3 separate regions of the Homo sapiens genome follow, and all the other regions are linked to region 2. The links are chromatin loops, found by intact Hi-C in ENCODE. Cell type or tissue: GM12878. All regions are shown on one strand. Links, peaks and the distances in the headings refer to the core of each region. The heading gives the core; the rest is flanking DNA.

What was found. Hi-C counts contacts between places; a loop is a spot of excess contacts. Peaks named below come from ENCODE experiments on the same cell type or tissue, not always from the same donor. Only the 100,000 strongest peaks of a DNase experiment are listed, where the experiment ranks them.
Region 1: a loop joins it to region 2, with 15 times the contacts of the local background. A loop is called at or near these places in 31 of 110 quality-filtered maps.
Region 3: it touches region 2 in a loop (18-fold over the local background); 7 of 110 quality-filtered maps call a loop at or near these places.

What each region holds. Positions count from the first base shown.
Region 1 is chr4:83,765,357-83,775,889 of GRCh38, reverse strand. No RefSeq gene overlaps it. Among named protein-coding and RNA genes, the nearest start is that of GPAT3, 230 kb to the right of the region's middle. In GM12878, for the core only: a CTCF peak has its summit at 4,592 (motif pointing left); no DNase peak of the experiment used is centred there.
Region 2 is chr4:84,500,219-84,510,751 of GRCh38, reverse strand. No RefSeq gene overlaps it. Among named protein-coding and RNA genes, the nearest start is that of NKX6-1, 6.2 kb to the right of the region's middle. RefSeq lists silencers at 6,623-6,672, 6,753-6,802. In GM12878, for the core only: a CTCF peak has its summit at 6,717 (motif pointing right); a DNase peak (open chromatin) is centred at 6,751; H3K27me3 peaks cover 271 bases.
Region 3 is chr4:83,901,674-83,912,206 of GRCh38, reverse strand. No RefSeq gene overlaps it. Among named protein-coding and RNA genes, the nearest start is that of GPAT3, 370 kb to the right of the region's middle. In GM12878, for the core only: a CTCF peak has its summit at 6,073 (motif pointing left); no DNase peak of the experiment used is centred there.

The sequences.
Region 1 (10,533 bases), core at 1,822-6,821, 730 kb after region 2:
TAATGACAGCCAGAGGCAGTGGTGTGCACCTGTGGTCTCAGCTATTCAGAAGGTCAAGGCAGGAGGATTGCTTGAAGCGGGGAGTTTGAGGCTGTAATGCACTAAGACTGTATGTCTGTGAGTAGTCACTGCCCTCTAGCCTGGGCAAAATAATCAGACGATCCCATCTGTAATTTTTTTTAAAAAAGAGGATTTATTGACAGAAGACATTACTCCACTTAGATGTTTATATTCAATTTACTCTGTCTCAATTATTAATTATATATTATTTGTATATATTACTTGTATATGATACTTGTATATATTATTTGTATATGATAGGTCAAAAAAGGCTATTATGTAATTAAAGCATCTGTTTTTCATTTTAAAAACATCCATAAGCCAGGCACAGTGGTTCACACCTATAATCCTAGCACTTTGGGAGGCCGAGGCAAGTGGATCCCTTGAGCCCAGGTGTTTGAGACCAGCCTGGACAACATAAAGAAACCCATCTCTACCAAAAAAAAAAAAAAAAAAACAAAAAAACAAAAAAACTTAGCCAGACATGCTGGCGTGCACCTATAGTCCCAGCCGCTCAGGAGGCTGAGGTGGGAGGATTGCTTGAGCCCAGGCAGTTGAGGCTGCATTAAGCCATGATCACCCCTACACTCCAGCCCTGCACAACACAGTGAGACCCCATTTCAAAAAAAAAAACAAAAAACTATGAGAAATTGAAATATGTGCCAGTGTTTACTCAATTTTTACACTGGAAAGCCTAAAAATTAGAACTCTCCTCTCAAGCACAAGGTCTCACCATTCATGGTCACAGTTACCCAAATTACCCAGAAGAAAATAATATCTTCCAGAGAATAAGCCTGGATGGGTCAACCCAAAACCACAAACTGATTCGAACTGATAGTTTTTTCCCCATCTTCTTACAAGAGTCTTATTTAGGCATCAGATGCTTTAATATAGAAAATAATCAAGGTCCCATTTAGGTTTTTAAAATGTTTTGCTACAGTGAGATTAAAATAATGCCTCACACATATGGTTATGTCTTAATGCCAGGAGAGTTATTCTATACATTCCTGTTTACTCACAGAAGATTCATCAACATACATACTTTAAATACTTTGACAGCATAAAACTTAGAGAAAAGGGCTTTAGGAAATGATTTTTTTTAATTTTAAAATTAAAAATTAATACACTGTGAAAAGCCCCAACTTACAAGCACATTTTTTCCAAAGATACATTTTTATGTCAACAGTTAGAAATTCAGAATATATTTACCATAGGATATAGGAGTTAGGCCAAATTTATTAACTAATCTTATGCCTAAGATGCTATAGAAATTTTCCTGCCATACAAAACATGTTTCTATTATAATATGTGTTCAGAACTTCATGACATTCTTGATTGGTTGATTCAACAGTTACTCACAACCCCTTTGTGTCTTTCCACCATCTACCACAGACAGTGAAAAAACTAAATACTTGCTTTCCCTGCCTTCCTTTCAGCTAGAATATAGAATTTGTTAGGCTCTCCAGTGTAAAAATTGAGTGAACGTTACATGCCACCATGTGACATGGTTCCAGTCAATAACAGGTAAGCACAAGTCTAGTGGATCTTCTGAGAACTTTACTTCCTTATAACAGGAAGATGCACAGGAGGAAAGCTTCCTCACTGCCACTTCTCCCTTCTTGTTTTGGATTCAGACACGATACCTGAAGCTATGATAACCTTCTTGTGACCAGGAGACAACAAGCAGAAGGCCAAAAATACCCAAGAATGGCAGAGCAGAAGGATGGAAGGAGCTGGGCTTCATTATAACATTGGAGAGTAGCCAGACCAACAACTCCAGCAACCAAATAACTCTGTCTTCTTTTTAAGTGTGTTATTAAATGACTGCATCACAAAAATCAGTGTCAGGTTTTCTGTTATCTGTTACATGCAGCCAAAAGCATTCCTAAGTGAGACAAATGCCAACGTGAAACTCTAGAAATACATGGCTCCTACTGTAGTTGAATTGTGAGTTGCTCATTTCCTTCTGTCTGCTGGACAGTGGCTGTCAGGATTTCTGTTTTCAGAGCCTCCTCTCCATTTGTACCTTCAAATACAGTGGAGTGACAAGGGGAAAGGCAGGCCAAAAGCAGGAAATATTCACATGGGTCCCAAAGGAACTGAAATTAAAAATTTCAAGTACTGGAGATTTCTGCCAGTATAAAATACGTGGGGACCCACACCACCCCAGAGACTCACACATGAGACCCAGAGTAAGTTTTAAGACTACTTCATTTTTTTTCTCACTTTGCAAAAAGTGATTCTCTCAACTCTCTATCCTAATTGTGTTTCTCACCTTTCTTAACCTAATACAAAACTAAATCCAGCCTGTTTTCTTGCCTTCTGGCCCTGAAGCAAGTGCACAGGTATTTTGAAGTTTACTGAGAAATATATCCTGCAGATACTGCAAGGAAGCAGATGGGGGAAAATGTTTCTCATTTAGTATAAAATAGTACAACCTCTCTGGAAAGCAATTAAGCAATATGTATCAAATTTCTTACAAATATAAATATTATATGGCTAGAAACCTTATCAAGGTTGTCACTCAGAATGCTGTGCACCCTTTTAAAATGTTCAATAAACTTTGTAAAAATGTTAGTAATGTAAAACATTCAATAACATAAAAAAAACTTCTTTGCAGCAATCATATTAACAAAAAGTTGGAAACAAAGTTCTAATAATACATGTCCAGTAGTAATCATATTCAAGGCAGCACAGGATGTTCACTCTCTTACTATGAGGCCAACTCTAAGATGGCTCCCAACGATGCCTGGCATTCACCTGCTTGGGTAATTGCCTCCCTTTGAGTGTGGGCTGGATTTAGTAAATAGATTATGACAGAGGTGATGGGCTGTCACTTCCCAGATTAGGTTACAAAAAGTCTTTGCCTTCTGTCTCGGGTGCTCTTTCTCACTGTCTCTCACTGGTTCATTTACTCTGAGAGAAGCCAGCTGCCATGCTGTGAGCTGTCCTGTGGAGAGGCTCAAATGGCAAAGAAGCGAAGTCTCCAACCAATGACAAGTGAGGGCCAGAGGCCTGCCAACAGCCATGAGGATGAGCTCATATGGATCTTCCTGAAGTAGAGCCTTGATAAGACTGCAGCCCTGGTGGATACCTCAAGATTCTAGGGCCAAGATCCTGAGCCAGAGGCACCCAGCTAAGCCCATCCAGGTTCCTGAACCACAGAAACTATGAGATAACAAGTGCTTGTCCTTGTAAGTCACTACATTTTATAATGATTAGTTACACAGCAATAGATAACAATTACACTTGTCATGTATAATAGGGGGACATTTGAAGCAACTTAAATGTCCAGCAGTGGACAAATACTTAAATTACAGTGCATCAGTTCAATGAATATAAGGCAGCCATTAAAAATCATGTTTTGAAGATTTTTTGATGACAAAGAAATGATAATCACACAAATGAGGAAAAAGTTGAAGTACCTGATATCAATATTACCTTAATACCAGGAAATGTTTTCTTCTTTCCTTTTTTAATATTTTTGAAATCTTCTAAAACTAGATGTGTTATAATAAGAGAAAGTATCTTCCTTCATTTTCGTTACTTACACTTTTCCAAAAAAAGATGAAGATCTTTATAGAGAGAAATGGTGAACTTCTGTAAGCATCAGAAAAAAATAGGAGCTGGGACTGATGGTGTGGGTGAGGAACATGAGAGCCCTTTGGGGAAATAAGATGGAATTGTGGCTGACGACCCTACTACCAAGTCCACCTCTCAATCTGTGGGAATCTGTTGTGAGGAAGGAAATGGAAGAAGAAATCACTACCTAATTTCTTCTTCTTCTCTGTTTCTTAATCTCACTACCCCCAGGCTGTACCTTGCACACTGGAGTTGGATCACAGAGGGATAGAGAGCAAGGGTCTAAATGTAAATGGGATCAGCCACAAATTCTCAGATAAAATAGGTAGAGAGGAAAGCCAAGGGATATCAAAGGGCTCCCCAAGTGATTCTAATGCACAGCCAAGGTTGAGAACCACTACCTTAGCCACCCATCGCTTGCTCTTATGTGGCTATAATGAAAGGCTGAGACAAGAACATAGGTCTTTCGGGATAATCCGCCCATGTATACTGCTGATCCTGCAAGTAAACAGAGGGGGGAAAAATTCTTCCCTCTTATTGTAAAATGGTATGACCTTTCTAGAAACCAATTAGGCCACATGGATCAAAATCCTTAAAAATATTAATATCATGCTGTTAAAAATCTGGCTGGGCTTTGGTCTAATGGTGCTCTCACCTCAGTGAACTGAGTGATATGGCATATCCTCTAAATTTAAAAAAAAAAAAAGAAAAAGGCTGAATTTGTAAAATTTCCTAGCTTCATCCCAAAACACAATGCCACCTGATGTCACTTTTTAGCATTGTGCTTTTCTTCTGCCTCATTCAAAATCCTGATACATGTTGAGAGACTTAGGCCCTTTTTTTGTTTCTCTCATTATTTTCCTTTGGTTTGTTTTGCTGTGTTCCCTTAGCAGTATTTTAACCTTGACTAGACGGCTGCTAAGGGGCTGCCTGGAGTGACACCCAGTGGTGATAATGAGGCCTGACGGCAGCTCCTGGCTTCCCAAGGGCAGCTAACTCAAACAGCCTTTCCCATGAATGTCTCCCTCAAAATTCTCTTTCAGAACTTTTTTCCACATTTCCTATAAGTGATGTTTTTATTCCCCAAAGGTACCCATTTTTAGGAATCTAAGCCATTTTTTCTGTTAAAGGATGTTTATTAAGTAGCTGTTGATCAATCATCTATTCTATAGAAGCTTCTAGAAAAAAACTATTGTTAGCAAATGGTCAAGAGTGTTCTTTAAATAAAATAACAGGGTGGGAAGCTTCTTTGACATGAAACAGCCTTATCAAATGCCTTCTATGCTGATACCCTGTCAACGGAAACCAGTCATTGCAGAAGCTCCTTTACTTAGAAACTTTTACAGAGAGGAGCGTAACTACACGCCAAGGTGAACAATGTGCCAGCTGTTCCCACCACCAACAGCAGTGGCGACAGTCACTTGGTACTTCTGAACATCTTTAGGAACCTAACCTATTAATAAACAAATGAATTAACAGGATCCTAGAGAAAGAGTTCAAGCAAACCATGACAAAAAGCAAGTAGTCAAAGTTTCTATCTCTCAAAGTCCCCGGTAGTATTTTACAAAGGTCTTTCCCTCATTTCCAAACGTCCTTCCAGTGATCTTCACTGGCCCCCTCCTTACATGTGAAATCCACATTCAGCTTTCCAAATACTATCTCCATAGTGCCTCAACACATTCTGTTTTTTCTGGCCGGTGAGATAAATAAGTAATTTCAAATTGACCAAAAGAATTTAAGTCATTGAGTATTGTCAGAAATCAGGAGGTAGAGTTGTCATAAATGAGAAAGCCCATGATCTTGAGGGGTAAATATGTGTAGCTTTCTGTAAGGCAAAATCATTTTAAAAAACAGAAATGATATTATTTGAAACTCCTGTATTAAGACCATTCCAACATGGAGTTGTGAGATCAAGTTTTGCCAGTCACTTGGTTATATACTTTAGCCATTTTTGTAATGCCACAAGGTCAGATCAAGGCTTAATGTTGTCTTTTCTAATTAGAGTTCTTAATATAAATGGAGTAGGAACACCCCTCCAGCCCCACGAAAAGAATCAGTAGAGAAATCAGCTTGCTATTGCCAGAACACAACATTAATTAAGACTAAACACCCACCTGAGAACAGAACACCCCCGGAAGTCAGCACACTCAAAGGGTGAGTGGCAGAAGCACTGGAGTCACCGTTGGATTTGAATCCCCATCCACCACCTACTAGGCAGCTGATCTTGAACTAGATATTTAATCCTCCCAATCCTCAACTCACATCCACAAAATGTGGATAATATTAGTTCCCACCTGATCCCATCTGGTTGTTGGGAGGACTAAGTGAGGTAATGTATGTAAACTGCCTAGTAATGCACTTCACGTGTAGTAACTGCTACTAATGTTAGCCACTAGAATTAAAAGAAAATCTAAGCTACTTAAATCTTTAAAGAAATGGATATGGAGCAAATGTCAACATTTTCCACTTAAGAATAACATTTTTTTCTAGGTTTGGGGAAATCTCCCTCTAATTTTATAGCAGAATGAGAATGAGGGAAAAAACTGCATATGATCACAAAACAAAATAAATTATTTTCTCTCCAACTTAAAGAAAGAGCTACAGCCAGAAATGTGGTAGTTTTGACCTCCTCCTGAAAATATGTTCTATGGAGCAAGCTGTAAGATGTGTATCCGAACAGAGAATGTCCCACTCATCAATGTCTACATCAGGACCTCTTATCAATGAGAACCGAAAGTCACAAGATTCCATTAGCCCGGAGCTATCAAGGTATTGATGAGGCTGTGGGAAGACTTGTCCTTTATTGTAAGCTGCCTAGACACGCTTTCCTGATGGGGAAAGGGGCCTGTGGTGTCCTCTGCATGCTTAAGTATCTTTAGAAATACACAGAAGGGGGAAGGATACCATTAAAGCAGTTTTATCTTAGCCAAGGACTGCATCACATGTCTGAGATCAATATGACTCACAAGACATATAGGTGGTTGATAGAGAGTAAGTTATCTTTAGTAAATTAAGGTAAGAGGTGATGTGATTGGGGGTGGGGAGGAGGCACACTCTCTTTTGAAAGATTAAGCTAGAAACTTCCGCACGTAATTTGACACATCTCGGGAAAAAAAAAAAAATGTTTCCTGCAACCGAATCTAAAATAGGTTCCATTCCCTAGAGTTTCATTTGTGGTGTAGCCCAGCTGAATAGATGAGGGCTGCCACCTCTAAGTCTAATCTTAAAGACATTTTTTAAAAAACAAACTATCTCCTAATAGATACTTATAAGCTGTACATCACTGGCTTCAAATGCCAACACGTTGGTTATTACTCTAGCATCATTTTCCAAAGTATATAATGAAGTTACTTTATTTTACTATAAACCTGATCAAAAGTAGGTAGGAAAATCATATATATTAATATACAGTATCGCACAGTAATATATAGTATATAGTTATAAGATAAAATTATTGAATATATAATTATAAGTAACAATTTTAAATATAAATGTAAACCATATGTAATTTAAAAGACTATTTAAGGGAACTGTGATTTGAATATGTTGGAAAGCAAGAAATATATCTATAACTCAATCATCCTTTCAATTATCTTGTCTTATGAATTTGCATTTGTGTTTTCTTAAAGAATACTTTTATTTTAATAGCTATAAATGCACATGCCTACATATAGATATGCAAAGTAATTACATTATGGATGCTTGAAATATAAGTAACTGGAAGAAAATTCTGAATTCTTGTAAGGTATGGGATGAAAAGCTCTGTGGAGAGAAACAAAAAGTGAATGATGAAAAAAGTGTCTTTTCCGAAGCAAGAAGTGCCTGATGGCGCAAATCCAGGTATTGCTATGGGATCCTACGCCTCCAGATTAACCTTAAACCTGTCCTTTAGCATTCCATAAACATGAACTACCCAAACTACCCAGACATCGCTAGTCCTGTATGTCCATTTCACTGCTTTCTGTTTACACACAAGGAGGAAAGCAGAGAAGCAAGTCAGACAAAGGTGATGGTCTTCAGGATGCCAAATAATTCTGTGATATTTACTATATTCAAAGAGCTGGGATAATGACTCGTAATGCATCTACTACAGCTGTTACTATGATACAGCAAACAAATGTTTTAAAGAGTTACTGTGATAGAGTTATCTTCAAGATTTGTTCCCAAAAAGTGGATAAAAGAAGAGTTGGGAATTTGGATGAAGAACAGAGCAGGAAAAATTCCCATAGGATTTTGTTTGAACCTCTGTGATTCCAGCTTAGCACATCTGTCTGAATGAAGAATTGATTTACATGGATATTTTATCTTTAGTACTGAACTGGAAGTACCTTGAGGACAAGGGACCATGTTTCACTTATTTTTGAACCTTCACACTGTCCACCTATGTGGGTTCTATCTTACATACATATTCAATACTAAGATTTTTTCAAATGTCTCCTCTTCTGAGAGACCTTTCCAGACACCCCAAACTAAAATCGCCCACCTCCAAGTAAGAAGGGGTATTGTCATTTTCACTGCTCAATCCTCTTAGCCTAAAACAGTAAACAGTCAACAGTAAGTGCTTATTGGATGAATAAATGAAATATCTTGTAAAATAATGCTAAAATGAAATCTGAAAATAATCCAAAAAAGAGGGCTATTGGGAGAAAGAGTGAGCAAATCCAACCCAGAAATTTTCATACAGGGCTATCAAAATCACACCTAAAAAGAGGTTCATAATCTTCCAGTGGAGATGACTTTGACTACTTTAATTTAGAGGTATGTGGCCAGGGTCTAAGCCCTCTTTGTCATTGATATACTTGACTGGCAGGCATGGATCTTCCCTGTCACAATATCTGAGAGGCTAAGTAATGACTGGCGCCACTTGAGTGGAAAATTCTGCACACTGTCAATACAATGGGAGTCAGAAGCACATTGTTACTCATCCTAATCAGAATAATTGTACACAGGGATGGCCCAGAAAAGAAAAGGAAATGAATGCCTGTCTGTAGGCAACAATGCAACTTCATTTAACCTTAGCAGACCAGGCAGCTGATATCATTTCTCCCTGGCACTCGCTGAGATTCTAGTGTCAAAACAGCTTCTCATTTGCAATGTATGACAGTTTCCTTACATCTAAAAAGACACTGCCACAAGTCAATAGACTATAAATTGCACTTGGAAATAGGATCATCTTAACTAAAGCCTGCCTGCTTTCCCCAGGAGGCCAATGGCTGCTCCCCCTCCTTTTAATAATTTGTATGTTTAGGTGTTCGGTCAATTTACTCTACACTTGTAATGTCTTATAGCCAAGAGCATCAATCAGATTCGGTGTGACAAAAATATCCTGCTACAATATTACAGGTTATTAAAGGGATGATGGGAACGGGCTGCATGCATTTACTGGGGCCCTTTTTTCTCATTTCAGAAAAGCTGTCATGGACCTAAACTGGTAATTCATCTTCCCTCCACTATCAACAGGTGGCTGCTAAAAGTGGACTTTGATGAGCTACTTTCATACATCTCTTTTATCTTTCCAAGCACCTCCATCCAAATTTCCTGCTTTTCCACTCTTTCTTCTTACCCTGAAAATAGCATGATTTTCGGTAGAAAGATCTATGTGGAAATATAGTATGTATCATTTTTGGCAAGGTGCTTGGGACACTAATGATATTTCATGGGGGATTTGCTGAAGTTACACAAGTTTCTATTATTCTCCTTCAGTAGAGGCCATACTGCCATTCATACATTCAGGTGGCTCCTATTTCAGGCCTAAAGTTTGAACCACATGCAAAAATTATTCATAAATGAAAACCAAATGTTTTAATACACATCTCTCTAACAAAGTAGTTGTTTGATTGCTACCCTTTTCATCAGACAAATTAAAAATAGTAACTTGGGTTGGCAGCACTTTGTTTTTCTAAGTTTTGAGGCTAAATGGCAATGGGAACAAAGATGTCACAAAACAAAATATGGCACTATTACATCAATACACCAATAATTATTAATATATCAATAATCTCTTATTTCCCAGTTCATTTACTAGTCTTCAACAAAGCATTTAGGCTTCTGACAGAAAGGTTTGATTTCCTCCACTGCTACATTTAATTCAAAATCTTAAATTTCTAGTAAGCCTCTGAACAAATTTACAACAGCCTATCAAGAAGGGAGTTAAAGATTTCTTTTACTGTTGTAAATGCTCAAAATAGCGGTTTTGGACAAAGCTGTCAAGTCTAGCTCTAAGGTGGCACCAGGCTCATACTGCAGGCTAGATGTGAAACTTGACATTACTGACAGACAGATGGTCTTGAAAGACTGATCCTGAGACATAAAGTATGGTGCTTTGAAGGCAACTAACATCACAAAATGAATTTACAGGTCTGTGTGTGTGTTTGTGTGTGTGTGTGTGTGCGCCTGCGTGTGTGTGTGTGTATTTAATGTCAGGGAAAATATTTCTTACTCTTTTTCTTACTTGTCACTCCAGTGGAAAAAAGATGTAAGCCACCGTGTGGTCAGAGATAAACAATTACAGTTATGTTTTTTAAAAAATAATTGTTAGAAAAATAAATGATTTAATTTTAAAAATCCCTAAAATAAATGCACAATGTATGATACTGTACTATCTATTGGGACCTTTTCCTCGTGGTGTGGGCCTGCCTGTCATGGTGTGTGTGTGTGTGTGTGTGTGTGTGTGTGTGCTATTACTGTATATTAAAAATTAATTTCAGGGATAAACATAAGAGTATGAATCTTAACTAGCTAAATTTTCTTTTAAAATAACAAAAGTATTTCAGTAGAAATTACAAAGGAGTATGTACCAGCTATTGCTTCTCTGATATTTTTCACAGCAAAAGGATTATGTGGTACAATTTCTCTAAGACGAGCAGTCCCATATGTACCCAAGGAATTCTC
Region 2 (10,533 bases), core at 3,602-8,601:
ATTCATTCTTACTTTTATAGAGCAGTCATTCCCATGTCCTTCTCCTTTGGGGTCTATTCCCTTAGTTACCGGCAATTTGCCACTTCCTCTCCCAGCAAGTTTCCTTAGGTGAAGACAATAGTGACTCCTACCATATAGAACATTGCACACTTTATGGGGTGCTTACACTCATATTCTTGGTATTTTTCACAATCCCTAGTTTTTAAAAATAGTTTTATTGAGCTATATTTCATATGCCATAAAATTCTCCCATTCAAAGTACTCAGTTCAGGGTTTTTTAGCATATTCAGAGTTGTGCAACCATCACCACAATCTGATTTTAGAACATTTCAATATCCCCCAAAGAATCCCCATTCTCATTAGCAGTTACTCCCCATTTCTGCTCCCACACCACTCTGGCCCTGTCCCATTCCCAAGCAACCACTAATCTATGTTCTATCTCTATGAATTTACTTATTTTGGACATTTCACATAAATGAAATAATATACAGATTTTTGTGACTGGCTTCCTCACTTAGAGTATTGTTTTCAAGGTTCATGCATGTTGTAGCATGGATGAGTAATTATTCCTTTCTATTGATGAACAATATTCCATTGTGTGGATAGACCACATTTTATTTATTCATCAGCTGATGAGCCTTTGTATCGCTTCTAATTTTTGCTATTATAAATAACGCTGCTATCAACATTAACGTAAAAGTTTTTATGTAGACATATATTTTCATCTATATAAGGATGAGGAAAATCAGACTATGAGTGCTAGAATCTAGGCTTTCTAACTCCTAATATGGCACTCTTTCTACTCACTATAGTCCAGAAATTTTAGAGATACAAGTTATTTTTAAAAATCTAGTGTCACTCATTGTTTCTGTTTCTGGACTTGATTTGCATCCAATATGTGGGAACATATTTTGATTTTTTTCTCCAGATATTTTAAACACTTTTATATTTGCTCATATATCTCTTAATAACTCAGATTGCAGATAGACCACATTGCCATCCTTTTAGCAGGTCTCTAAAACCTGGTGACTTTAATATAATTTTTTAAAATAATAAATAATTCTGAAGGAATTCTGTGGAGAGTTCTTAGGGAATGAGCCACCCCTTGTTATGGGCCTTAGAAAGCTGAGCAGATGAATGCTGTGTGAATGACTTGGCTGTAATCAATCAACATAATGTAAACGATGTGAAATTAAAATTGAGTGCCTGAATGAGCGGTGATTACACTCATTCTGCACTACTCCAAGTACAGAAACAGTGTGCAGCTCTCAGGTAGCAACTTCCAAGAAAACAAGTCCTCTGGAAGTCCACCCACAGCAGCTGGTTGCCACTATTTTCATCTGTGCCCTTCTTCAGAGTCTGCGGGGCTTCCTCAGTGGTTTCCTTATTCTAGCCCCATAGTCTGCCTCATATTTACCTTTAAATTGCCTCTTTTTATGCACCATAAGAATGACCTAAATAAACTTCCTCTTTCACTCATCAGTATTTTTAAGGGAAAAATTAGGTCCGTCACGGTTGAATAACCTGCTGGCCCAAGTTCACACAATTCTGGGACTCCTTAATCCTAATACATGGTAATCTTAACCCAAGAGAGGCAAAAAAACCTGAGAACTGTGGCTGATTGCAAGACATGACATTTGCTTTCTAAGCAATCTGAACAATTTTATTTGTCTTTGGCTTAGACTCCTGAGGTGGGACTCTCAAGCGTGGCTTAGGGAACTCCAAAACTCTGTTCTTACCTTTGTGGCGGTTACTGTCCTATTCTGCCGATTTTGATACATTATTTCCATGTGTCTGATATCTAACTCTCCCATGGGGCTGGGCGGGATGCTTCTGGCTCCTCCCTTAGCCTGATCCTGTGGCGTCTGCTTCCATTATGCCTGCATTCTGCTTTTTTTTTTTTTCCTCCATCTGATTGAGGTGTGGGTGGTCAAGTACTACAAAATTGGATCCAGGAAATAGTGGGCTAACTCTTATGGAAAGAACTCAAATAGTTGGCACAACTAGAGGGAAATTTGAGGAAAGTGAATATTTTCAGGCAGAACTCATAGTTTCCGCCTCTATGAAGCAAGGCCCTTTCCTCACCTCTCCATCTATGTCAAGAGCATAGATTAGGCACTTAGCAAATACTAAAATGTATTTTTGTCTCATCCCTTCTCTTGCCAATATCACATTAATTTATTTCTTGATTAAATGCTTTCTTTCTACCTACAATGCTCTTCACTAGAGCCACAGTTGTCTTTCTATCTTTATGCAGATCCTCCTTCTCTTTTAAGACCCACTATAAGTGAGTCACCTTTTCCAGCAAAGTTTTATCTTCCAAGACCTACCCTTTAACAACACTGTACAATTCTGAATTCGTAACATTTTGTTTATGCTTTTCAATCACAAACTCTTCTAAATGATGCCTAATGATATCCTGACATTTCATATATTGCACCTAGTTTCTCCAATGGCAATAGAACTGCTCATGGCCAAGAGCTGTGCTTTCTATATCTGTGAAATTTCCACAATTGTACTGGGCACATGAAACGAAGTTACTAAGTGCCAAACACTTTCATTTAAACCTAATTTATAATCTGGAGTTGAAGTTTAATTGTAACTACATCTGCTTTATATGCAGCACACATACTTTCATTATCAGTCACCCATGCAAGATCAGGATCAAAAAGAAAATGCATGTGGGGTGGTGTCGACTGGTAGATGTTAGGCATTGACGGTGTGCCAGGTACTGAGCTGAGAACTGGGGATGCGAAGACGAATTAAGGTATGGTTCTGCTCCCAAAAAGGTTATAGTCTGGCAAGGGAGACAAATATGTAAGCAAATAAGTTCAATGTTGAAGAAACAGGACATTCTGGATCTAGAACAACACAAACAAAAGTGCAAAGAAGGGGCTGAGTATAGTGTGTGTGTGTGCACGTGTGTGTGTGCGTGTAAAATTGATAGCAGCTTAGAGGAAGGAAAGAATGGGCCATATGAAGGCAATTGAAAGTTTAACAAAAAATTGAAATAGACTGTCAGTGCTGTCTAATAGAATTTTCAGCAATAACAGGAATGTTCTATATCTGTGCTGTCCAATGTGGTAGCCACTAGTGACATGTAACTATGGAGCATTTGAAATGCATCTAGTGTGACTGAGAAACTGTATTTTCATTGTCATTTTTTAAAATTAATTTAAATTTATATAGTCACATGTGACTAATGGCAATTATAATGCACAGTCCTAGACTAGATAGCCAAACTAGATGTAATGGAGTTTTCTGGGTCATGTGCTGAATGACATCATTCATTCTACCTGGGCTACCTATGCTCCAGACTGATGGGTCTGGGAGAAAAGGATATGCTACGGTGAATGACTGAGTTTTCTCACATCATCTTTAAAACCCTAGTTTTTTCATTCTTAAAATGACAGTAATAATGTCCTCCTCACAGGTTTTGGGGAGGATTAAATAAGATACTATATTTGAAATTGCTTTGTAAATTTAATATATGTAAAAACACTTCCTAAACGCTATAGTTCTTAAGCAGTTATTCTCAATGGGGGGCATTTGACAAATCTGTGGGTGCTTTCCGCTGGTCAGATTGGTTAGGAATGACACTGGCAATTAATTGGCATAATAGGGTCCAAAGAGGCTAAATGCCCTGCAGTGCATGGGACATTCCCACCAAAGTAAAATTTCCAAATCTCACAATGGGCATTTATAGAAGTGACAAGCCTACTTACTGTTGTTGAGCCCAGAATTTGCCCTGTTTAATATATAAACACAAAGTATTTTATATAGTTTCAATAAATTCTGAATTATCCAGGAATGTACATTAAGGGAAGAACACACTTTGTTTCATTTAAGAGTTATTCATTATTTCTGAAAATCAACAATCGAGTCAGTGCCACTCATAAAATTTAAATCTCCCTAATCAGCCTGTATTTGTAGTTATTGCATTTACCAGACTCTATATATAGGTATATCTGATTATTTCATTATGTCTTCAGTGTAGACAGTCTATGTATTTACATATAGAATTACTGTACATGTTATATTATAAATTATTTTCTTTTTACTTCTTTATGTCATAGTTAACACTCTATATTGATTTTTTAAAATTATATGTGTAGATAAATTCTATAACCTATGAATATCGTTTCAGGGTAGTAAAGGGGCCATTGCTAAATATTGTTTTGAAAAGGTAGCACTAATTCTGAGAGGGTTAGAACCACTATTCTAAAAACAATGTAGTCCTTGTTATCACTATATTATAACCTCTTAACTTTATCAGATGAATGTCCATTTCTGTGAAAAATACAAATTGCCACTTATCGTAGTTCACTAGTGCAATCCTTCCTGAGGTGGGACAACATTTCTGTCTTGGAGAGCAGAAGTAACTGGCCCTCATAGCCACCTAGACAGTCTAGAAGGGGCACAAATCTCCCTTTACTATTCTGGTACAAATGTGGGCAGATTTTCTTCTTACTTTCCAGGAACAATTTCTAGATCCCACTAGAACATTTAAACGAAGTCTTACTAATAGCACAGGGAAAATCAAAGTGAGAAAATGAATGTCATGAAACTAGATAAACTAACGTATGCAATGTTCTCATCCTCAACTAGGGGTTCTTTGCAGGAATTCCTTCCTCCTACAACAAGTTTTGTCTCCACGCAATCGTGCTTACCTTTAACCTCTCCATTCAAAGTACCAAAGGGAGCTTGAAGCCCAAAATAAGGAGACTGGAAGTGGGATAAACATTTCCTCATTTTAAATTGTGTAAGGCCTTCTTTTCAAATGCCTCCTTCCTTCTCAAGGACCTGATCTTCCATTGATGATTAACATCAGGAAGTTTGACTGGTTTGTTCTGAAGGCTACCTGGTCTTTGCACAGCTTTTTAGAGCTTCATTCTAGACCACCTCTGAAAGAAATCTATGAACCTGCTAGGTTCAGGGAACAAGGATATAAAGCTGAAGTGTGTGTATTGTATGTTAAAACTAAAAAGTAAAGTTAAAAAGTGATTACTATTTTTCCATTTATTTATTTATTTAAAAAAATTTTTTAAAAATTGTTTTTGAGACAGGGTCTTGCTCTGCTGCCCAGGTTGGAGTGCAGTCATGTGATCATAGCTCATCACAGCCTCAAACTCCTGGGCTTAAGTGATCCTTCCACCTTAGCCTCCTGAGTAGCTGGGATTACAGGTGTGCACCACACTAGCCCAACTAATTTTTTAAATTATTTGTAAAAATAGAGACTTAACATGTTGCCCAGGCTGGTCTTGAACTCCTGGCCTCAGTGATCCTCCTGCTGTTGCCTCCCAAAGAGCTGGGCTCAGAAGTGTGAGTCACCATGCCCAGCCAAAAAATAATTTAAATGCTTAAAACTGCTTTAAATAATAAAGTCTATTTATTTAAAAAATAATATTAAAATTATTTTGAAACTTAAATATTCGACTTGTGTGTAGACCAGGGCATAGTATTATTTTCAGGAATTAAATTCTTTTTTGAATAACGTTAAAAAGAATTCAATAAATTCTAAAATCTTTTTAATGTTTTTATTGTCTAAGAAAATGTGAATTGTAGTTTCTTTTCTGGAATGGAATGTGCAAGGATTCACTTTATATTTATTTATCAATTTGTAATATTCCGACGGCTTTCATATGCATTAATTTTTTTTCAGTTATCAGAGGGGTGGTAGAATCTAGTGATTAAATAATAGATTCTGCAGTCAGACTACCAGAAGGTTAAATCCCAGTTTCCCCACTTAGTAGCTGTGTGATCTTGGGCAAGTTACTTAACTTCTCTGTGCTTTAATTTTATTCCTTATAATGGGGACAATTATAGTTCCTAACTCATAGAGTTGTTGGATTAATACTGTAAAATACTTGGAACACTAAACACTCAGTGTTGGGTATTTTTATTCTATTTGTATCATAAAATTCTGAGAACTAATAGCAAAGTATTTGAGGATGTGAAGGGGGCAAATGGTAAGTGGAAGAATCAGGGCAGCAATCTTGGCATTGAAGTAGTCTCCAAACCAGATTACTGTTTATTAGAGTGAGGTATTCCCAAGCCCTTCAGGGAAGGGCCCTTTTCACCTCACAGGAGGTTAGATTCAGGACATTCCAAAGACAGATCTGTTCTTGCTTCAATTAAGTGAATAAAGCAGGTTATAAAAATGGGCTTAAAGGTGCAATATTATATGCTCCATATGATCTCAATCATTAAAACAAAGTACAAAATAAAGACCAGAAAACAGATAACAAGCAAATATGCCAAAATATCAGAGTGTTTGCCACTGATGGTGGAATTGTAGGTTACTCTGTGCTTTTTTATAATTTTCTCTATTTTCCAAATGTTCTGTATTGAGCAAATATGCTGTTTTGATAATCAGAGAGGAAAAGCAGAAAACCAGAATAATGTCAATAACAGTTGAGATTTGTTCTGTCATACTGGAGTCAAATAATGGAGTCAAAGAGAAGTAGGAGAGAAAGATTTAAAATATAAATCTTCATTTTAGAAGGGGTTTTCTGCTTTAAGCAAGAGCTGCCATGTCCATAGTTTATGAATTTAGCATTCCAGTTAAAAATTAAGCAGATATTAATCAAATGTAATTGCAGTTGCACAAAGGCAGACTGCCTCAGTGAGGAAATGAGGTATAGCAGTCAACAGAACCAAGCAGCCTTGTCTTTCCTAGACAGAGTGAAACGCTAAGAAGTTTTTTCCACAAGAGGGCGATAACTGTTCAGCGTTTCATCAAACGGGCCTATGGCCGCACTGTAAGCCAAGCCGCGATGCAAATAAAATAACTTTTTTTCTCACTGAAGAATAAGGAGCTGCACAAGGAGGCGGCAGCTGGAAGGACCACCACGAACACACTGAGGCACACTCAAGTCAGAAGCAACAATTTGTAGCGGAATATAAAGAGGAACAAGTTTACAGAGTCGTTTAAAAAATTATGTTCAAAAAACGTTATTTATACATACATAAGTTTTTCATGGCTGTTCACATCAGATACTTTTTAATCTGGTGCATCAAACTGGATTAGCACTTCATTCTGTAAGAAAATTCTGGAAATCTACAGACCTTCCTATAAGCACTTTGATTCCACGCTTCCATATTTTAGAATGTACTTCAATCCAAGTGGGTTTCCTAAAAGGAAATGGTTCCCTGAAAAGAAAATGCTTGCGCACGCGGGGCCGGGGGAAATTTTAATTTTCGAATGAAAAGAGATTTTCATTTGTATATGTATATGTATAAAATCTTTGGCGGTGTGTGCTTTGCTAAAGTTCAAGGCCAGTTTTCTCTCTAGTAGTTCATTGGTGTTTTCTCGCATTTACACTAATTCCAGGACTCGGGTTTTGGTATTGCAGATGTTTCTGGACTTTAGTATTTTCCATTTTCTTGGACCTTTCAGAAGCCACCCTTCGGAGCGCACTTAACTCCCAGGTACGTATTCTGCGACTCTATGGAGAGCTGTAATCCTCTCTCTCACTGACGATATCGCTGAGGGAGGTCCTGGACTTCGAGATCTTTTCTGTGGTAGAATGGATGGGGCTGTTTACACTGGTCGCTTCCCCACTTGTTTGGTGTTGGCCTCCACTGGGAGAGCGCCGAACGCAAGATCCTACGGCGCTTTTCCACGCTGTCTGCTTCAATTCTTCCCAAATCTCTACCTTAAGTGCTGGGCAGCAGAAGTTGTGGCAAAGGTGCAGTTTCCACTCTACGGCGTTTATAGGAAGCAAAGAAAGACAGACACGTTCTCCCCCTCGCCCTGCTATCCTTCCTCAAGGGTAGGTTGGTTCAAGCTTGGGGACATTCTTCCTTCTTCCTTGTATTTCTACCTAGCAATCAGCTCAATCCTTTTATGACATTCAGTTAAACCCAGCTGTCCCGCGGGTTCAGCACAAACAGGCCCTATTCGTCAGGTGAAATGGAGTTATTAAAGAAGTCATCCAGACACTTCAAGCAACTGCATTTTAGAGAGATTTTTGGACTGAAACACACACATAATTCCCTTCATTCCTCTCCCCATCCGACCCCACCCCACCCACTTTTTTTCTGCAGAATAGAAATTGACTTTCTGCTGCTACACTTGAGTATCCCGACATTTGACATTACTGTATTTGGGGCAAAACCGTTATCATCCCTCCCTTCAGAATGTTAGTACGTTTAGCTGAGAGTTCATTTGCATTCCTTCCGTTAGTTACCTTGAATTTGGTGGCTATTCTTTTAACTTAAAACAAGTATCAAAACGCGCTTGGCATTTCTGCGTCAAGGGTTAGACTGCAGGTAGAGAGGTCAAGTGGACGGCACAGACTAGGCAACAATGCCAGCAAGCTAAAAACAGTAACCAGAAAACAAATGCTGTTGTTTCCAGCCTCAAAGTCGAGGAGCACAGAACCTTCCTCACCGCCACCCTTTAAACCCTTTTTGCAACCTCAGAATTTGCCAAACCGCTTTCATTTATTTTTCAATTAAAATGCAAATCATTTGCTTTCAAACAGAGCCCCCCCATCCCCATTAGATATACTGCGTAGAGATGCGCCGGGATCCTTGCGACCACGTGTTACACGTCCACTCCCAAGGGGTACTTGAAAAAGTCCCACTTTATTAGGTCGTGGGCAGGAAGGCATGCTGGTTTCGGAGGATCCCCAAGAAAGAGCAAGTCCTGACTCTCAAAGGCATCTGAAGGCAATGCGTTAAGACTGCCCCACCAGAAACAAGCCTCCCGCGTCAGCGGGACCAGGACTCGGGTCCCGAAACTGGTTTCAACCACGCAGTTAGAGCGGAGGGCAGGGCGATCTTCCCCCGGGAGTGACAGGGGGCAGCCCACCCTCTCCGAGGACGCTCCATCGTTGTCACCGCTCCCAGCTGTAGACAGGCAGCAGATCCACTACAACTAGCACCTGGCAGGAGGCACCGGCCTGCCTTCCCGTGCTGCCCAGCGTGCGTCTGCAATACACGCTGCTCTACGCGGGATCGAGCACCCGGGGCTCACCCCCTCACTACCAGGGATCAAGGTACACGGATCCGGAATTTTTTATTGTCATAATTAAGAACAATGCTGCCATTTTAATTTGGCAATGCAAATGATACGTAAAAGTGAACGATGGAGACATCCTTACACCAAGCGTTGCAACTATTTACTCAAGACAGTTCACCCTGAGTTGGATTGAGTTGAATCTCAGTCTCAATCTCTCCCCCACCCCCGTGTCTCTCTTTGGCAACCCCGCCTCCAATAGTAGATACTAACATTCTCAATAGGGAAATATTCAACTCTCTTCCGAGTCATAATATTTACATGAGATAAAAAGGGGATCACTCTTTAACATTGGAATCTTTGGGGATGACTGGCCTCTTTTCCTCCCAATTCCTACCTAGTCCTTGAGAATGCAGTGTCCTGGAGGATGTGAGGAGGTCGCTGGAGGGCCAGGCGCAGAGTGGAGACTGAAGGTTGGGTACCACCGCCAGGGTGGAGTGTCCGAAGGCGAGAAACGTTTCGTTTGTAACGAAGCCAGAGACATAGGCCCCCCAGTTTCAAGGCTAGGACGGGCTATGCCTGCCACCATCCTCCCGCAGCTTCCTGGCCGAGGTGGCAGGGCGCTGGGGTTTAGACCCAAGCACTGGATCCCCGCGTGGAAATGCAGAAGGTCCGCACATCAGCTCTCTTCTGAAGCAAGTCTTGGCTTGACTCCTTAGCACTATTCATGCTGACGAAGGACTTCACCTTACCCCAGGTCAGATTCTAAAGTCCATGAAATAATAGATTTAAACCAGTCTTGAAGTTAATGAAGAAAGATAAAGGAAGAGGAGGACCAAATAACATTGCTTCTATCTTAGAAGGAAATAAAACTGGCAAATATAACCCTTCCTTCCCCCAGTTTCAGACTCAAACTCAAGCTGACCCTTAAAAACTAGTGCTTAGTAAACGAAGGTTATCGAAGCGGAGTACGCCCTCCTGGCTTTTCGTGCTTGGACCCAAATGAGCGCTTTGACACCAATAGCTAAACTCCATCCGTCGGTGGTGCTGATCAAATTTTATTCTTGAGCCATTTATTGCGTTTATTTCTGTTTTCTGCTCATTAAAATTGTAATTAATGATCTCATCCAAATTTGCTGTAGCGACCACCTTCCAATGGTGTGTTACTTTAACATGCTGAATTCTCAAAATTGTCAAAGGGTTTTCCTTCTCCAGCCCGCAGTTCAACCCTGTCGGGAACGTAAAGATCAGCCAGAGATGGAAGAGATTTAGAGAGTAAAGGAAGCCACCCTTCAACTCCTAAACTCTAGATAGACATCCCACCACCACTGTCCAGGAGCTGGTACATCTCCATCTCCCGTAGCAACTCTAGAATTGGGAGTAGGCGCCAGAGTTTTGGAGAGGGTTTTCAAAAGCTTACAGTTCCCAGGGTGTACCTAGATGCTTCTGTATCTAAAGTTTCCGCCTGAATTTTGATGATTCTACCCCCATGTAAACCCAAAGGAAATAACAACAATAATCAAAGGGAGAAAAGTTAAGGGAAAAAACTCCCTCACTGTTCTCAGGTA
Region 3 (10,533 bases), core at 3,507-8,506, 600 kb after region 2:
GGAGGAACATTCCTGGTCTCTCTAAGGATACCCAACAACAACAAATCTGCATCCACACTAAAGCTATTAATGAGGAAATTGCTCATTTTATTATTTCTTGTTCTCTCATGGACTGTCCAACTTGAAGAATTTCTTTAAAAAATTAGAGGAAAGGAAGCCTTCATCTATCTGATGAATTGGTAGGGTGTTCTCCCCTTTGGCTATGACTGCTGCAAGGCTCCAAGGCTTCTGGAGTGTTTGACGCTTGTCATCGTGGTGTGATTGCAGCTTCATTCTTGCCTTAGTCTGGACTTTCTTTCCTGTATTGTGTTGTGTTTATTCCATTCTAATGATAGGTGTCCAAATCTCTTGAAAAAAAAAAAAGATGTGTTTGGGAAATATAAATATTCCTCCATTGGGCAGGAGGGATTCTATAGCTGGGACTAGCTTGGACAATTCAGAACTCAATTCAGTATTATTGATTTACAAGATGTAAGAAAAAGCAAGCAAAAAAAAAAACAGAAAACACGATTTTAAGGTGGACTTTTAATGCCTGCTTACCTCTAAATAATAGGTTTTTTTCTTTTCTTTCGTTTATTCACTCCTAAATTCATGCCATGTTGGTGACTGCATACTCTCTCCCACCAAACTGCAAGACTTGCTTTTTTCTGGATAAAAGAAGGATAGAGTTAGTAGAGGAGAACCAAGGCAGCCCAAGAATTAGAAGCTGACATATTAAAAAGTTGAATCACGAAAATTTGCCATGGACAAATTTTCCATGAAAAGGGGAAGAGGGGAAATTTTGATAATATGCCTTGTCCCCTTCCCTGACAGATTTTTCTCCACAGTAAAATAACCTTCTAATATACTATATCATTTACTTTTTTATTTTCCTATCTCTCTCTTCTACCTAAAATATAAGCTCTATGAGAGGAGCAGGGATTTTTTTCCCTGCTGCTATACCCCCAGCACCTTGCACATAATAGATGTTCAATTAGCTCCAGAATCCACACTTTTAACCAACATTCTGTTGTTCTTCTTGAATCTATTAGTAGTTTCTGCCACCCCACCTTCAGCCAGCCCCATAATAGCTAAGCTGCTTATTTACTTGAGTCTGTCAGGCATGAACCTGTATAATATCAAAAAGAGGGAAGAGGATATGTTTTACACTGAAGAATCCTAGTTTGGGCAAGACTTTTGCATTTCCTCTAAACTTTCCTCATGCTCCAGCTAGTCTCCAAATACCACAAAGGAACCTAGCTACTGGCCATGAGACCAGCTATTCTGCCAGCAGCCAGGGTCTCCCCGCAGCCCTGTATGCACAAGAACAGCTGCAAACACAAACACAGCTGTTGGGTTTAATGGACTATTTCTCCATTTCTCCTCTTCCTCATTTCACCTGCAAACAAACTGTAGAGATCAAAAAAGTAATTCAAATGTACTACCATTAAAGCCACACAGTAAGTTGGAGCTCTGGTCTTCCTTCCCTTGTGTTTCATCAAAAAGAACTGGCATGTGGAGATAAATAAATGTTCAGTTCATTTTAGAAATCCTGATCACTGAGAGAACAACAAGGCAGTGGCAAAACCTCCCAGATATTAAGTCAGAAAATCTAAGTTCTCATCATACGTTGGAGACTCCTGTAACTTTAGGTAAGTCAAATTCTTTCTGAGGCTCAAGTTTCTGGTCTGCAACAAGCAAATGATATCCTCAATTACCTCAGATGGTTGCTGAAATGGCAAAGTTAAACAGTATGTTGTGAGAACATAGGGAACCACAGAAATACAACATAATATCAGATATTAACCTTCCTTGAAATCTAGATAGATAGATAGATAGATCGTTCAGAAGACTACAAGTATGTAGAAAGGGCAGGAAAAACGGCAGATGATTATCCAAAAGTATGTTTGTAAGACATCAAAATAATTTTCTACCTTCCTAAATTTGCCAAATGAGATCTTTAATAGCACTATTAAGTACATTGCATATTATTTTCTTCATTTTAGGGAATGAGGCTTAGAGAACATTAATTTATTCAACGTACATTCATTAACCACCTCCGATGCAAGCACTGAAAGTTAAGCTTTTCCAAGCCAACATTTCTTTCAAGCAGCAAAATCAGAATTCACACTCAGGTCTGTTTGTATCATATTAACAAACATGATACAAAATGTCTGGAAGCTGTAAGGAACATTAGAGTTCATTCATTCCCAACCCTCTACTCCAAGCAAGGATAGAGAGAAAGATTCTTCGCATCATTAATAACGCAGATGCAAGCATAGATAGGTTGCTGATAACAATCTCAGATGAAAAAACCAACATACGGGATGACAAGGCAGAATGTGTTAGTTAATCAAATTTCTTAATCATTCACTGGCCACCTAGGCTGAGCCAGGTAATAATATGGTAGGTGATTGTGCAGGTACAAACATGTAACAAATATTTCCCTACCCTGGAGATGTACCAAAGCTAGGGGGCAACAGACGGAGGAAAGGACAAAGACATCCAAGGACACCCGAGGATCATCCTTGACCAACTTGTTTCTCAGCACAGGAGAGACAGTCCTTGGGAATAACTTTACATGTGTTGTGGTCGTTGTTTTTAATGTGTGTGGGGAGAGTGAGAGGACACTGGCATTTTTAGTGAATGAAGCAAGTCAATTTTGTGCTGTTGATGTAAAGGTCATCCCATAGGTACATTGTGTAAGGCCTGGGGGAAAACGTCATATTAAAAATAATCAATGTTTGGCTGTATATACTAACATTTGATTAGCACTTTAGGATTCCCAGAACACTGACAAATGGATTATCTCTTTCAGGTTAAAACATTATAATTTACAAAAAAACCTGGATAACTTTCTATGCAGAAAATGAAAATACAGAAATTCTGTTCTCTTGCTTCACTTTTCTTCTCCATACAAAATCAACCCTCCTTAACTCATCCCCTCAAGTTTGCCAACGTTAATCATTTCCTATTAAATTCCATTGGAGACAGGGGGCATAGAGAGAAAACGTATGCCCTTGCCCTTTAAAAATAAATATATATATATATATATATATATATATATATATATATATATATATTCTGAAACATATGTGGCAGGCAGCTCAGAGAAATGAGTCACATTTCCATATGAAGATTGAGGATTATCAGTAAACTTGATGAAAGCTAAATTCTCTTTCCCAGGCATAACTGCCACACAGGAGCTTCTCTCTCTCCCCACTTCTCAATGGTTCATTATTATGCAGGTAGCAGTTAGAATTCTGCAGAGCAGGAAGGCGTAGCTAATCTCTGAAGTCCAAAGTTTGTTAAAATGCACGTAACTATACATAAGAAAAATCTTAGATTCTTCTGTTTCCTAAATGCATATGGGGAACTAGGTTTGAAATTAAAGATAAAAAAGAAAAGTGAAGAAAATTGTTGTTTCTCTGGGTGTCATATATTCATCAGGATAGAGCTGCAGAACAAATTCGATGAAATAAAATTAGTGTTTATAAGTCAATGTGAACTCTAAAAAAGCATCTGAACACAGAATTTTCCATGGACATTTGGAAACACTTAGTTTCTCAGCCCCAACTCACTAATGCAGGTTCAATGAATATTAGTGAAGAGGAACCACCAAGGGGTAAATGGATCTTTAATTTTTATTTCCACTCTCCTTTTTTCATCCCCCAAAATGGCCCTTTCGGGAACATCACACACCGGGGCCTGTCGTGGGGTGGGGGGAGAGGGGAGGGATAGCATTAGGAGATATACCTAATGTAAATGACGAGTTAATGGGTGCAGCACACCAACATGGCACATGTACACATATGTAACAAACCTGCACGTTGTGCACATGTACCCTAGAACTTAAAGTATAATAATTTTTAAAAAATGGCCCTTTCAATGCCTCCTTAACAGTTCAAACAGATGTCTTATCCTTTGTGCCCTGTACTTGGAATCATACTTGTTAGCCTACTTTCATATAGAATGCTTTAGAATTGGCGTTGTCCCGGAAGTCACTGATTACTTTAAAAGGATACTTCCATGCCTGGAATAGGATGGCCCAATCCAGGCATAACAAGAGTGGCCACTGAAGGAGATTTCATCTGAAAGCAAATGGCAGTCACTGATGGGTATCAAGAATGGAGACATAAAGAGCAGGAGCTCATTCAGGAGGGAGGTTTACAGTGAAGAGAAGGGAATGAGCATTTATGGAGTGTCTGCATGAGGTCTGCTGCTTCGCTGCATTTTCTCATTCAATTCTTACAACTCTTCAGGTGAACATTATTATGCTCCTTTTTATAAATTAATTCTATCAGCAAATATATATATATACTATCTATTACATACATAGACATCTATTTTTATTCATCGTTGATAAGTAAACAAGACTAGAAGGTCCTCTCCCTTACGGATATTATTAGATAATATAATTCTAAAAGGCTTCATATCTAGAAAACATGTATGCATGTGTATTAATAAAGGGCTATTAAATCAGTGACTATACACTTCTAATAGCCTGATGCACATTCCATACCTTTGGAGTTCTTTGTCAATTGTAAAGCAAATATGAGAGTTTCATTTGTGGGATATTATTAATTATATTGGGATATCTCCTGATCTGAAAAATGGGGATAAGAATACTTACTCATAGAGCTGCTTTAAAGGTTGCAGGAGACAACAAATATATGTTTATGGGCTCAATAAATGTTATTTGCCCTTCCATTTTGCTTTATTTCTCTTCCAAGTTATTCAAGTTATTCTCAAGTTTCTCTTCCAAGTTATTCTCTTCCAAGATATTGGTAAATGCCATTTACCAATAAGTAAAATGCAATCTGAGAAGCATTTATATTGGATTCCCATAAGGGGAAAATGATTAATTTCTTAAGCAATGAAAAGATATATTTTGAAGGAGCCTTACCTGTGAAATGGTCTCATTGGCTGACATCCATGAACAGCATTAGAGAAAAAAATTGTTGAATCTAAAAAACATATTTTATGCTTTCATACCACTCTGTAATTTTTAAAAACCTGAAATTATAGGGCAGCTTTATCACAGCGAAGTCTTGCCCACATTCTTCTTCTAATATGTCTCAAACTTATAGTTTCAGGAAAAACATGAGAATGAAAACAGCAATATTTGGTAAACACCAAAATATCAGTGATGCTACCTTTAAGAAACATTTAATAATAAACTTGTGCTGAACTTGTTAATAAGTGCTGTGCTTTTATTCTCATTCTCTCTGTCTGTCTCTCTCTCTCTCTCCCTCGTTCTCATTTCTGCCAATTGTCTTAAAGATGTTACAGGGTTTAAAACAATATATTGTCATAAATCTCCAAAAGATGGCGATGGAGAAAGGCATTACCAAGTTGGACTTAGGATTCTTCCCCCCAGTTAAAAAAGACACCGAGCTCCCTATTTCCTCACCAGTTTGGCTGCTTTCCCAGCAGTCTTTAGTGATGAGGAATATTTATCAGTACTTTTTCTTCTTCTTCTTGGCCAACTCTGTCAAAGAAAATTCCAAAAGAGAAGGCAATCTCAAAATAATTGTCTTACTAGAAATCAACAAACCAACAGAATCTTACTATCTAAACAACTGTTTCCCAATTTTCTCCAAAGTACAAAGGCATGCCTGTGGAGTGTTTCAGTCTATGTTCCAAGAAGCAACAGTGAACACTTTTTCCTCTTGCAATAAATATCCACAGTAGAGGCCATCAAAATAACAGTTTGGTCCAAAAAAAAAAAAAAAAAAGGTCTTTATCCTGATTACCAAAATCTTTTGAACATTTACTTTCAAAAGATGAAGTATAATTAGACATAATTATCTGTTTCTTTGTAATGTCTTCCAGGAGAGTCTAGAAAACAGTTCTGACATAGCAGTGTGACCTTATATAAATAATTGTTCCTCCTTCTGCCCATTCTTTAACTACCAACTGAGATAACTGTTAGACCATGGTTTTCAACAGGGGTTAATCCCCATTCCACCACCACCACCACCACTGCCAGCAGCAGCAGCTGCTGCAGCACCCACCCTCTGCACTCTCACCCAGATTTTGGCCATGTCTGGAGACATTTTTGGTTGTCACAACTGGGGGATGCTACTGACATCTAGTGGGTAGAGGGCAGGGATGCTGCTAAACATCTTACAATGCACAGGACAGCCCCCCACAAAAAGAATAATCTGGACCAAAATGCCAATAGTGCCAAGATGAAAAACCTTGTTAGAAGATCTATGAAGATACTTCAACACTGAACTTTTACAAAGAGTTACTGCATATGCACAAATATGTATACACACACAAATATATATCGAACCAAGGTTCCCACTTAAATAAGTCTCAGATACATCTTGATGTTCCAAACAACAAGAAGGAAGTGCAAAAATTCGGCAGCTAGCCAACTAAGCAACATACACTAAGTGTTTCCAGTAGACATAATATGGGCAGAAAAATGTCTTACAATGTAGTTTCAAATGCAATAAAAACTCAGCCATTGTGAGCCCCACCCAGAATAAATAAGGTGGAGAACATCTGAAAGAGGGAACAGCTGCATGGTCTATAACAACCTTTTACCTCAAGTCAAATCCTGATGGAAACCTAGTACTTTGCTCAAACTAAAGCAAGGTAACCGTGAAGAGAAGTTTATGAAGATTTTTAAATAATGTATTCTTCAAAGGAATTGGTCCATGGATCTGACCATATATGTATCCCATTGATGTATCCCATTATAACAGTCAGAGCAACTAGATAGCCAGATCGAAAACACATAGATCACATTTACAATAAAACTAGATGGCAAGGTATCCACATGGTGTGAATCCCCAAAATCACATAAGGTGGAAAAGCCACCAGCAGCCACAAGATGTTCATACTGCCAACATCAGTGCAGGAAAAAGCAAAGAAAAACAATACAGGTCTATGGACTAAGAATAGGAGAGCCTCAAAATAGCCAGCAGATATTACTAGAAATCTTGGCAAGCCAATTTGAGAATAGGAGATGACACTGGGACAGTTTTGCTCAATCTAATATCATGTGTGTACAAAGGACATAAGTAAATACCTAAAAGAGCTGGAGCAGTCTAGCCACTGTGCACACTGGAAACTGACCAGCCAGGTGTGTCTTTTAGGATGGGGACTCATACCGAGGAGAAATGGTGACAGTGGGATCAAAATGAAGCAGGTCAGGCATGGTGGGTGGTGCCTGTAATCCTGGCTAAGGCAGGAGAATTGCTTAAAGTGAGGAATTCGAGACCAGCCTGAGATGCATAGTAATACCCAGTCTCTAAAAAAATTAAAAGAAAAAAAAATAGCCAGACATAGTGGCACATGCCTACTGTCCCATCTACTCAGGGGCTGAAGTGAGAGAATCTCTTGAGCCCAGGGTTTTGAGGCTGCAATGAGCTATGACTGCACTACTGTAGACAACAGAGTAAGACCCCTTCTTTAAAAAATAAATAAATACAATTTTTTAAAAGTTAAGCAAGATATGGACAAAAAAAAAGACAAAGAAAAGAAATGTTTCTGATCTAGAAAATTAGCAAGAAATCTCAGAAATCAAGCTGTCATGCTTCTTGGCACAACATAAAAATAAGCAAACAAACAAAAGGAGAAGAGGGAGTTCTATAAAGTTGCACAGCTATCTGAACCAAGGCTCCTTCTAACATTCTCAAAAAACTAAATTAACATGAAAATGAGCAGCAGGAATGTATTGAAGTCTATATCTTAGATAGTTACTATAAGAGAAAAGATAAATAAGAAACAGAATAACATCCTTATAGTTCAGGTCTGCCCAATAGAACTTTTCCTGGTGATGGAAATGTTCTATATCTGTGCCATCCAACATAGTGGCTCCTAGACACATGTGACTATTGACTAATGAGCCCAGGGAACCAAATTTTAACTTTATTAAATTTTAACTAATTAAAATGTAAATAGCTATATGAGGCTAGTTGGTACTATATTGCATAGCACAACTATAGAAAAGAAAAGCATGCCAGAAAAAAAATTTCAAAAAGCAATCAAAACTGTAACATAATACTTCAAAATGATTTAAAGTCATTAAGAAAGTAATACAATATGACAGTAACATAAATCAAAATTAGAATAATTGACTGAGATAACACTCAAGAAATAATTAGAAATTAAGAAACAATTATTTTAAAAGTGAAGACTTAATTAAAAGAAAATGAGTAAATAACAATACTTTGAAATAAATAGAAGAAAAAAGGAGAAAAAAATTAAACATCAAAAGCAAATGAAGAAAGAGATGAAAATGATGTGGGAAAAGAGAGAAATATTGAAGCAGTTAAGAAGACCCAACACACGGATAATATGAATACCTGAAGAAGAAAACCAGTATTGATAAGCACTAAAACAAATTCTCAAGAATATAATTCAAAAACAAATTTCTGAAATAAAAAAGACTTGAAACTACATATTGAAAATGTACAATATATACTTGAAAATATAAACCCAGAATAACAAAAAGCAAGAAATAAATATTCTTGTAAAAGAACAGGAATTTAAAGAAAAAATTCTTTTGGAATCTGGACTAAAGAACATATGACTTACATAATTGATTGGATTATTAGTCTGTCATTAGACTTTTCAACAACAGTTTATCCCAAAAGAAAACTGAATAACTGATTTAAAACACTCAAGAAAAAAAGTGCACCAAATATTTTATATTCAGAAAAACTAACATTCAAATATACAGGAGACAGACAGCAAGCGATAATAGTTCAGTTTCTATTCTCCTCACGAGTACTTCTCAAGGAATCTACTACAGAACAAGCTTCAAACAACCAAGATCAGTAGAGACTGGTGAAAAACATTAAGTATGTAGCAATTTATAGAATTAAGTGAGGATTAAACGGGAGAAATTATAGTATGTAATGGCTATGTGATCTAATAATACAAATCCAGTAAAATTATTAAAAACTGTGGGGAGTACAGGACTAACATATATAAAACAAATGATAACCTGTTTTCAGTTTTTTTAGAATTGGCAATGGTAGTATTAGTATTGTTGTTCTCACCCTATTGTATGTATACAAAAGGAAAACAAATAATTATGGGGTTTCCTAATTCTATTACTCCTGTGCCCTTGAGAACTAAAATTCTTGGTGCAGAATTCAGAAGACAAGGATATAATATAGATCCAGATAAATTAAAGCACACTAAGCTTAAATATAAATTGGAAATATTGGTATGAATTTATAAGTATTTTGTGTGTTTACACTAAAAATATTTATTTCAGTAATATTTTATATTTTTGTATTTACATAATACAATATATAATGCATATATTATTCATATTATAAAGTGCGTATGTGTGTGTCCTAGCTCTGTCCACTGAAAAGGCCAAGAAACAATGATCAACCAAGTAGAAATAAGGCTCTCTCGTACTTAGGCTGTGGTTTTGAAAAACCATCTCTATAAAAAAAAACAATCAAGCAGCAGAGCTTTTCAAAATATAGCTGTTTTCAGGTCAGCATCAGAAAATGTACAAGATGACCCTGAAACATCTTGACATATCAAATGGATAGCAAAGAGTCCATGTAAGATTACTAGGGTCATGGCAAAAGGTCTCAGAAATCAATTCCTCAGGATCTCACTGGCCAAAGATGAAACAATGTAAACTCGAATAAGGATAAGCAGTCCAACAGATTGAAAACCAAGAAATACATTTAAATTATGTTTGAAATCCATGAGTTCATATGAACCAATTGATCTTAAATTAAGTAAAAAGACAGCAGTCTGTCACTAGATAAACAAATGATAGATAAGGGGACTCACCTCCTTTAAAATCTTCTTCAGCGAATAAGAAAAAACAAAATGATAGAAAAACACTCTTTTTTAGCCCCCAGTGAAGGAATACATTTAAGTATTGAGACTTAACAGCCGCTGACATCACAAAGAAACAAAAACCAGATTTGATATGTCTCTCAGTGAAGTGACACAAAACCAAAGGGATCAAGCCTGAGATGCAGCTGACAACGTTTAGGAAATCAAAGTGGTAGAGTAAGTTATTAAATTGTCCCTTGAGTGTGCCATTAGCAAAATCTAGACTGCAGGTAACTCTGCAGCTAAGTAACCCAAGTCCTTCAACAGGTAAGTTATGAGAAAGTGAAAGGGTGAAGGGGGCCTATAGGATAAACAGGACTTAAAAGAGACGTCAAGTTAAAAAGGAATGGGCAAGATTAAACTGTAGTATCCAAGGACTGATACTTGAGTAATAAACCATAAGGAAATTCAAGTAAGTAAAAATAGGGACTAACAGAAAGTAAGAGAGGACATTGTAATTAGGATCAGGTACCTAAAGGAACTTCTGTAGTGACTGGAAATATTCTGTTTCTTGGCCTGAACAGTGGTTACAATGATCATTGGCTCAAAATAATTCATTAAGCTCTACACTTGTTTTGGATTTTTTTTATATCTATGTGCATGTGTGTGGGAATTTTAGGCATGGATTTTCTAGAAGAATAGAAGGAACTTGAGTTTGACTATTTCCACCCTTTCTGCTAAAATGAGGTAACAAGATTTGATCCTTTGTTAAAGAGAACTTTA